Regions from separate parts of the Homo sapiens genome. Here region 2 is linked to region 1. A link is a loop called in an ENCODE intact Hi-C map of the cell type or tissue named here. Cell type or tissue: OCI-LY7. All regions are shown on one strand.

Region 1 (5,000 bases):
GTCTCACTGCAACCTCCACCTCCCAGGTTCAAGCGATTCTCCTGCCTCAACCTCCCAAGTAGCTGGGATTATAGGCATATGCCACCATGCCTGGCTAATTTTTTGTATTTTTAGTAGGGATGGGGTTTCGTCACAGTGGCCAGGCCGTTCTCAATCTCCTGACCTCAGGTGATCTGCCTCCTCGGCCTCCCAAAGTGCTGGGATTAACAGGCATGAGCCACCGCACCTGGCCTTACTTTGTTTCTTTTGAGATGGGGTCTTACTCTGTTGCCCAGGCTGGAGTACAATGGCGTGATCACGACTCACTTCAGCCTCGACCTCCCTGGGCTCAAGCGATCTGCCCACCTCAGCCTCCTGAGTAGCTGGGACCACAGGCGCATGTCACCACGCCCAGCTAATTTTTTGTATTTTTCTTAGAGACAGTATTGCATCACATTGCCAGACTGGTCTTGAATTCCTGGGCTCAAGCAATCTACCCTCCTTGGCCTCCCAAAATGTTGGAATTACAGGCTGGGCATGGTGGCTCACGCCTATAATCCCAGCACTTTCAGAGGCCGAGGCGGGCAGATCATGAGGTCAGGAGATCGAGACCATGGTGAAACCCCGTCTCTACTAAAAATACAAAATAATTAGACGGGCGTGGTGGTGGGAGCCTGTAGTCCCAGCTACTCAGGAGGCTGAGGCAGGAGAATGGCATGAACCCGGGAGGGAGAGCTTGCAGTAAGCCGAGATGGTGTCACTGCACTCCAGCCTGGCCGACAGAGCGAGACTCCGTCTCTAAATAAATAAATAAATAAAAATTTTAAAAAATTAGCTGGGTGTGGTGGCAGGTGCCTGTAATCCCAGCTACGCAGGAGGCTGAAGTGGGAGAATCGCTTGAACCCGGGAGGTGGAGGTTGCCGTGAGGCGAGATTGCACCATTGCACTCCAGCCTGGGCAACAGAGCAAGATATGGAAAGATGTTAGACCTACAAATGCCAGTGGTATGAACATTCACACAATCCTGTGACGCAGGTACTATCGACAATCGTCTATAAAAGAAAACTGACTGGGTGCAGTGGCGCATGCCTATAATCCGAGCACTTTGGGAGGCTGAGGCGGGAGGACTGCTTGAGCCTAGGAGTTCAAGACCAGCCTGGGCACCATAGTGAGAACCCATCTCTACAAAAAATACAAAAATTAGCCAGATGTGGTGGTGCATGCCTATAGTCCCAGCTACTTAGGAGGCTGAAGTGGGAGGACTGCTTGAGCCCGGGAGTTTGAGGTTGCAGTGAGCTATGATCATGCCACTGCACTCCAGCCTGGGTGACAGAGCAAGACTCCATCTCAAAACAAAACCAAACAAAAACACAATCTAAAAGTAGAGACGGGGTTTCACCATGTTAGCCAGGATGGTCTCGATCTCCTGACCTCCTGATCTGCCCGCCTCGGCCTCCCAAAGTGCTAGGATTACAGGCGTAAGCCACTGAGCCCGGCCTAATTTTTTTTTATTTTTAGTAGAGACGGGGTTTCATCATGTTGGTCAAGCTGGTCACGAACTCCTGACCTCAGTTGATCCACCTGCCTTGGCCTCCCAAAGTGCTGGGATTACAGGTGTGAGCCACTGCACCCGGCCTCTAGTTGTTAAAGAGTGACTACATGGTGTTCCCTTGTAGGGATGTGACCCATAAGTGTCCTTCAGCCAGACTCACATTGGACATTAAAGTTTACATCAGTTACCTATTGCTGCATTAAAAAAACACTCCAAAACTCAGGCTTGAAATAACAGCCATGCATTTGTTCATGAGTCCATTGGGCTGGCACAGCTGGGTAGTTCTGCTGAGCCCACCTGGGTTCAGCCATGCACTGCAGTCATCTGCTGGCTCCCTTCACCATCCCTCAATTGTGGTGGTTTAACGTCTTAACAGTTGGTCCTTCCTACAGTTGCCTCTTTATCCTAAAGTAGACTAGACTCAGTGGCTTCTCATGATGGCAGAAATATTCCAAAAGAGCAAGAGCCTATGCTGCAAGGTCTCTTGGAACCAAATCTCAGAACATCACTTCAACAGTTCTACCATGTTTTTTTGTTGTTGTTTTGAGACAAGGTCTTACTCTGCCACTCAGGCTGGAGTGCGGTGGCACAGTCTTGGCTCACTGCAACCTCCGCCACCTGGGCTCAAGCAATCCTCCGCCTCAGTCTCTTGAATAGCTGAGACCACAAGTATGTGCCGCCATGCGTGGCTAATTTTTTTTTTTTTTTTTGAGACAGCGTCTTGCTCTGTCTCCCAGGCTGGAGTGCAGTGGCACGATGTTGGCTCACTGCAACCTCTGCCTCCCAGGTTCAAGCGATTCTCCCACCTCAGCCTCCTGAATAGCTGGGATTACAGGTGCGTGCCACCACACCTGGCTAATTTTTGCTTTTTATGTATGTATGTATTTATTTATTTATTTATTTTCGAGACAGAGTCTTACTCTGTCACACAGGCTGGAGTGCAGTGGCGCGATCTCGGCTCACTGCAACCTCTGCTTCCCAGGTTCAAGCAATTCTCCTGCTTCAGCCTCCCGAGTAGCTGGGATTATAGGCACATGTCACCATGCCCAGCTAATTTTTGTATTCTTAATAGAGACGGGGTTTCACCATGTTGGCCAGGCTGGTCTCGAACTCTTGACCTCGTGATCTGCCCACCTTGGCCTCCCAAGGTGCTGGGATTACAGGCGTGAGCACCGCACCCAGCACTGTTATTTTTCTTTTCTTTTTTTTCTTTTTTTTTTTTTGAGAGGGAGTCTCACTCTGTCACCCAGGCTGGAATGCAGTGGTGCAATCTCGGCTCACTGCAGCCTCTGCCTCCCAGGTTCAAGCAATTCTCCTGCCTCAGCCTCCCTAGTAGCTGGGGCTACAGGCGCGCACCGCCACACCTGGCTAATTTTTTGTATTTTTAGCCAAGATATTGGCCATGTTGGCCAGGATGGTCTTGATCCCGTGACCTCGGGATCCACCCGCCTTGGCCTCCAAAAGTGCTGGGATTACAGGCATGAGCCACCACATCTAGCCAGTTGTTTTTATATTTTTAAGAAAACATACATAAATTCATTCATTCAGTGGATAGATTTGAGTGTCTGTTTGGTGCCATCAAGGCTTCTAAGGCCCTGGACATACATAGTACCAGCAATAAGAGGGATTAAGAACCTGTTTGGAGATGGGAAGTCTGAGGACTCATTAAAAAAAAAAGAGAGAGAGAGCTTTCTTACAGAACTGATAGTCTAGATTTGTCAGGAAATGAATGGAAGACCTCAGGGAACTCAAGAGATTAAAAAACTTACAAGCTAGAATTTTTAATGAGAGTTCACAGAAAAGGAAGATGAAACAGCTCTTAAATATATAAAAGGTACTCATGTTTACTCATTATACAAGATACAAACATTGAAAAGTCAGTAATTCTTTTTTTTTTTTAACGCCCTCCTCAACAGAGTAGCAGACATCAAAGTTTGACACCCTACTGTGTGGTCAAGGCTGTGGGGAAAAGGGTGTTTTCGGAGAGAGCTGGTGGAGTGTAAACTGGTTGAGTCTCTGTAGAGGACAGTCTGGCAATTCTGTCACATGTCTTTTGTTCCAGCAATTCTGGGTATTGAACTTTTAGGTCTGCCAACCAAATGGGGGAGTGGCATTTAATTTGTTTTTCTGTAATTAAGAGTGAGATTGAAATTTTTTCATGTTTGTTGGAAATTTTTGATTGCTGTATCCCTTAAACCGACACTATTGTAGATTTTTCTTTAAAGGAGTCTTAGCTTACGATTCTCTCAAATGACTTCAGTGAGGGAGAAGAAATTATTATTCAGCAGATGGTACTGGGCTAGTTGAATAGCTATTTGGAGGAAAATCAATTTAAATCATTACACATCAAAATGAATTCTAAAAGAATTGATACTTATTTAAAATTTATATCATGAGAAACTAACAATAGAGTATTCAGTATTTTTCTGATCTCTGCATGGAGAAAGACTTCCTATGTTTTAAAACAAACATCAAGGAAAGAGAGACATATAAAAGTTTAAAAGCTAAATAAAATTAGATTAGGTGTGGACAATAGGTCTAAAATGTTCTAAATTGAGTAACACTGGACCTTCTCCTAACTGTTCTGTAGAAGGCAGCAAAGTACAGTGGTTATACCCGGTGCTCTGGAGTCCGCCTCCTGAGTTCAAACTAGGGTTCTGCTACTTGGATTTTTGACTTTGGACAAGTTATTTAAGCTGTTTCATGATTTCCTCAACCCTAAATTGAGACAATTGTAGTTCCCACCTCATAGGATAATTAAAAGAGTTAAGGAATTATTGTTAACTTTAGATTCATTATTAATATTATTAGTATCTAAAGAGCAGAGACAAATCTAAGACCACAGTGTATAAATAAATGAGCAAAGGACAAGAACACACAGTCTACAGGAAATACTGAGATGAGGAAAACTATAGGAGGAGCAGTTTGGGTGACAGCAGTTGAGAATTTGGTTTAGTCTGTGTTTAATTTAAGGCACCTGTTAGGCATTAGAAACAACCTAAGTGCCAAATGTTAATCAAATGGCTGAGTAAATTATGAGACATCTACTTAAAGGAATATTTTAAGGCCGCTAAAAGTGATTTTTTTTACAAAGTTTTGATAGTGGGGGAAAATGCTAATGAACAGTATTTACTAAGGGAAAATAAAACAGCATTTGTCATACATAATATGATTTCAGCCTTCTACAAGAAAATGCATAGAAAAGAATTCAACAACATATGTGAAAAGATAAGCAGTGGTTACCATTGAATGATGGTGCTTGGGGAGCAAGGGAATGTGGGTGAGTCATTCACACAGACCAGAAGGCCGGGTTTGGTGGGTCAACCGTCTGAGGTCTTTTCAGTTCCACAGTTCCACATAACAAGAACTTACTGGCCCAAGAAAGAGCTTTATTGGCTCTGATAACTGAAAAGTTCAGTCACATGTGGATTGATGGGCACAGACACTGTGTCTAGAATCTGGACTTCTT
Region 2 (5,000 bases), 54 kb before region 1:
TTACAGGTGTGAGTCACCACTCCTGGCCGTACTAGCTAGTTTTATAGTGAAAGATTTTATTTTAATGCTGTATTTTTTTTTACCAGCATCTCTCCAATCTCCCATGAAAGATTTTTAAAATCAACAAAAACAAGCCTTCTGCTGTACAACACTTACTGAAAACATCACTTTCGTTACTCTATCCAGTACTTTTAAATTGATATATAGTCCTAAATTTAATTTCCTGGGCACTGCCCCAGAGTCTGTGAGACAAGTGCCATTTGTTCTCTCCCCTTCATAGTCAGGCTCTCTCGGGAATGGTTCGTGCTGCTTGCTCTGCTTTCTGTGCCCACCTCTTCTGCCCACGAGAGCCAGACTTTAGCCCCCTACCCCCACTCTTGCACTCTGAACTGATGGTGTGCACACTCTATGTACAGTCTTTCTTGATTTTGATCTTTCTGGACTGGTTGCTTTTTCCTGAAGGCCTTCCTCACCAAAGATTCTTTTTCCCCTTTTTTTGCCATTCTCCCTGGAAAATCAAAAGATTTTGATTTTTTCTGGAGCACTTGATGTTATAAGCCATTTCCTTTTTAAAAAGTTACATCTACTACTTTGCTGAGACACCTCTGGTTTTCCCAAGTCTTTGACTCTTTGTTCTTAGTTCTTGGGCCCTCTGTGTCCCATACACACTCTCTGGATGATCTCATCCAAATTCCTAGGGGCTGATCACTCTTCTGTCCTAAAAATAAAACAAAGCCAAAACTTCTGCTTCCCTTTGAAGCACTACCATCCTTCTTTCCTCCAGAGCCCTGCCCACTGTTTTACTTTCTCCCTCCCACTTCAGGCTAAAGCTCACTTTGCTCTGCCAGACCTGTTCTCAGCAAGGATTCTTTTGTTTTTTTAAACCTACGTAATGATTATCCCATACTATTGTGTCCTATTTTTTCCTTTTTCTATGTATCTGACTCCAACATGTAACATCAACATAATGTTAAATTTTATTAAAAACAGGTTATTTATATAACTGTTGCCCCCATTTGTTGGGCATTTATATTGCTTCATTTTTTCAGTTTTTAAAAATTTTTAAATTTTTTATTTTATTTTCAAGAGACAGGGTCTCACTATGTTGCCAAGGCTGGTCTCGAACTCCTGGACTCAAGCGATCCTCCCACCTTGGCCTCCCAGAGTGCTGGGATTGCAGGCGTGAGCTACCACACCTGGCCCTCATTTTAGTTTTAATTTATTTTTAACTTTTTAGAGACAGCCTCACTTTGTTGCCCAGGCTAGAGTGCAATGGCATGATCATGGCTCACTGCAGCCTCGATCTCCTGGGCTCAGGTGATTCTACCACCTCAGCCCCCCAAGTGGCTGGGACCACAGGCGCACACCATCACCCCAGATAATTTTTTTTTTTGAGACGGAGTCTCGCTCTGTCGTCCAGGCAGGAGTGCAGTGGCGCGATCTCGGCGCACTGCAACCTCTTGCCTCCTGGATTCAAGCGATTCTCCTGCCTCAGCCTCCTGAGTAGCTGGGATTACGGACGCGTGCCACCACACCCGGCTACAGATAATTTTTTTGTATTTTTTGTAGACACTGGGTTTCTCCATATTGCCCAGGGCTGATCTCGAACTTCTGGGCTCAAGGGATCCACAGCGTCAGCTTCCCAAAGTGCTGGGATTACAGGCATGAGCCACCACGTCCACCCCTACATTTTTTTTCTCCCCCCAGATGTATACTTTTAAGTTCTGTTTTTGTTTTTGTTTGTTTGTTTGTTTGAGTCTCACTCTGTCGCCCAGGCTGGAGTGTGGTGGCACAATCTTGGCTCACTGCAACCTCCGCCTCCTGGGTTCAAGTGATTATCCTGCCTCAGCCTCCCAGGTAGCTGGGACTACAGGCATGTACCACCACACCTGGCTAATTTTTGTATTTTTAGTAGAGACTGGGTTTTTCTGTGTTGGCCAGCCTGGTCTCGAACTCCTGACCTCAAGTGATCTGCCTGCCTCAGCCTCCCAAAGTGCTGGGATTACAGGTACAAATTGCTACACCCGGCCTGTATACTTTTAAATTCTTTAGTGTAGGGCCTCTGTCTTGAGTGCTTATCAGCTTTTCGCTGGTGAAGTGGGTTGGCCAGGATAAAAAGTATCATCAAGATGCCATTTCTCTCTTCTTCCCCATCCCAACTCCCAGAGCTGATCTGTCTCCCTGCTCCAGGCTTTCATGCCCTGTTTTGATTACTGTCAGCTTTCCAGAGTGAAGGGATCTCTCTTTTAAGTGTTAGCTCCTGAAATAATGATCTGAGAAAAGGGATTTTTGTTTGAAGGGACCATGCTTTTTTTTTTTTTTTTTTTGGACATAATTTACCTACCAGAGAAAAGAAAAACTTCACCTTTAAAAAGAATATAATTTAGTTGTTTTCAGTATATATTCACAAAGTTTTGGAACCACCACCACTGTCTAATCCCAGAACATTTTATTACCTCAAAAAGCAACCCCATTCCCATGAGCAGTCACTCTCCATTTCTTCCCTCCCCCAGCGTGTAGCAGCCAGCCTCTGTGTCCTTTAACAATGTAGAACCAGCCCTACTTGACTCTGAGTGTGCAGGTATTCTTTTGCACTCTTGTTTGCTTACATTTCTGCATGCATTTTACTATTTTGTATCAGGATTTATTTATTTATGTATTACTGTTTGGCATTGATTTCATAACATCAATTTCGAGAGTAATCATTGTTGATTTTTATTTTTTTGGCTGGGTCCGGGTATGTGTCTTCTCATTCTCTTCCTGCATCCTAGATCTTTCTTTTTACTTCTTCCTGCTATTTATTTCTTTAGTTAGTTTTAGAGACAGGGTCTCTGTTGCACAGGCTAGACTGCAGTGATCATAGCTGGGTGATTCTGGGTCCCTTCCTCCCTCAGTTCAGCCTCTCGAGTAGCTGGGACTACAGGCAGGAGCCATCACACCCAGCTAATTTTTAAAATGTTTCGTGTTGATGGAGACTGCTTTCTGTGTTGCCCAGGCTGGTCTGAAACTGGTAGGGGCAAGCCATCCATCTGCGTCAGCTTCCCCAAATGCTGGGATTACAGGTGCGAGCCATCATGCCTGACTTCTTGTGGGTTTTTGATTCTGTGAAGCCATCTCCTTTTCTCTTGAGCCTTGATGGTTTGTACTTAACACTCTCAGCTCCTTCCTGGGCTGCCCTTTAAAATTTGCTTGCTGTGTTCCTTGCAGTTGAGTCTTATCTTTGTTCTTTGTTTATAATGTGTTTATTTTCTTGGGTTTTGAAGGCAGCATTCTGTACCATTTCTCAGCTTAGCTCTTCCCAGAGTTCTGTTGTGTAGGATTTTCTGGGCACATTCTTGTATAATGGAAAGAACATAGAATTCAGAAGAATGAATAAGGGTTAATCCTAGCTCTGTTTTTGGGTGACTGGCTAAGTCACCTCGACTCTATGGTAGGACTTTTAACTATTTTAAAGTCCTATGTAGTTATCATGTTCTAAAAATTAGCATGCAGATAGATAGATAGATAGATAGATAGATAGATAGATAGATAGAGTTTTTTGTTTTTTGTTTTTGTTGTTGTTTTGTTTTGAGACAGAGTCTCGCTCTGTCGCCCAGGCTGGAGTGCAGTAGCGCGATCTTGGCTCACTGCAGCCTCTGCCTCCCTGGTTCAAGTGATTCTCCTGCCTCAGCCTCCCAAGTAACTGGGATTAAAGGCATGCAGCACCATGCCTGGCTAATTTTGTATTTTTAGTAGAGGTGGGGTTTTGCCATGTTGGTCAGGCGGGTCTCGAACTCCTGACCTCAGGTGATCCACCCGCCTCGGCCTCCCAAAGTGCTGGGATTACAGGTGTGAGCCACCGCACCCAGCTTCATAATTTTTATGCCTAATGAAATATAAGGAAAACTGGGCAGGCCTGGTGGCTCACGCCTGTAATCCCAGCATTTTGGGAGGCCAAAGCAGGTGGATCACCTGAGGACAGGGGTTCGAGACCAGCCTGACCACTCTGTCGCTACTGAAAAATATAAAAATTAGCTGAGTGTGGTGGCGGGCACCTGTAATCCCAGCTACTCAGGAGGCTGAGGGGGGAAAATCACTTGAACCCGGGAGGCAGAGGTTGCAGTTAGCCAAGATTGCACCACTGCACTCTAGCCAAGGCGAGATTCTGTCTCCAAAAAAAAAAAGGAAAAGAAATATAAGGAAAACTAATGCAGAGTTTACAGTTATCAACAAAAAGAATAAGAATGATAATGATTATTAAATTTAATTATTTAAGGGCCAGGTGCGGTGGCTCACACCTGTAATCCCAGCACTTTGGGTGGCCAAGGCAGGCAGATCACTTGAGGCGAGGAGTTCCAGACCAGCCTGCCCAACATGGTGAAACCCTGTCTCTACTAAAAATACAAAAAAATTGCGGGGTGCCTGTAATCCCAGCTACTTGGGTGGCTGAGACAGGAGAATTGCTTGAACCTGGGAGGCGGAGGTTGCAGTGACCCGAGGTTGCGCCACTGCATTCCAGCCTGGGTGACAGAGCAGGACTCCATCTCAAAAAAAAAGGTAATTATTTAAAATTATATTAAAATAATGAAAAAAGTGAGATTGGAGATGAAAGTGATAAAAATCTAGATGGCAGTGACACTGTTTGTATTGAATTTATGAAACAAGTTCACGTACCTGTTCATCCAAGTAACCTTATATGTGAGATAAGTATTCTTTACATTTTACAGAGGAAGATACTGAGGTTCAGTGAGGTTAAGATAATTGCCCGAGGTTACAAGCACAGAGCTGTGATACAATACAAGAACTTGAATTCAGGTTTCAGGACTTCCAAGACCAAGGCTTTGTATCTTGACCCAAAATAAAAGTTGAATAGTTTGAAGGTTATTTCTTCAAATATACTCTATCACTTAAGTAGGTTTTCGGGAGTGAGCGAAGACGGCACAAGTTTGAACATTCGTCCTGGAGATCATCTGTTACTCTGAATGTATCGTGGGTTAGTGTTGTGGGCATGGCTGCTATCT

Evidence for each region. Hi-C counts contacts between places; a loop is a spot of excess contacts. Peaks named below come from ENCODE experiments on the same cell type or tissue, not always from the same donor. Only the 100,000 strongest peaks of a DNase experiment are listed, where the experiment ranks them.
Region 2: it touches region 1 in a loop (4-fold over the local background); 4 of 110 quality-filtered maps call a loop at or near these places.

What each region holds. Positions count from the first base shown.
Region 1 is chr22:21,778,980-21,783,979 of GRCh38, reverse strand. All of the region lies in intron 6 of MAPK1 (mitogen-activated protein kinase 1), which reads left to right. Among named protein-coding and RNA genes, the nearest start is that of YPEL1, 46 kb to the right of the region's middle. In OCI-LY7, no CTCF peak of the experiment used is centred here; DNase peaks (open chromatin) are centred at 1,819 and 2,168; H3K4me3 peaks cover 1,185 bases; H3K27ac peaks cover 5,000 bases.
Region 2 is chr22:21,833,104-21,838,103 of GRCh38, reverse strand. All of the region lies in intron 1 of MAPK1 (mitogen-activated protein kinase 1), which reads left to right. Among named protein-coding and RNA genes, the nearest start is that of MAPK1, 32 kb to the left of the region's middle. RefSeq lists a silencer at 1-44. In OCI-LY7, no CTCF peak of the experiment used is centred here; a DNase peak (open chromatin) is centred at 3,053; H3K4me3 peaks cover 1,783 bases; H3K27ac peaks cover 2,794 bases.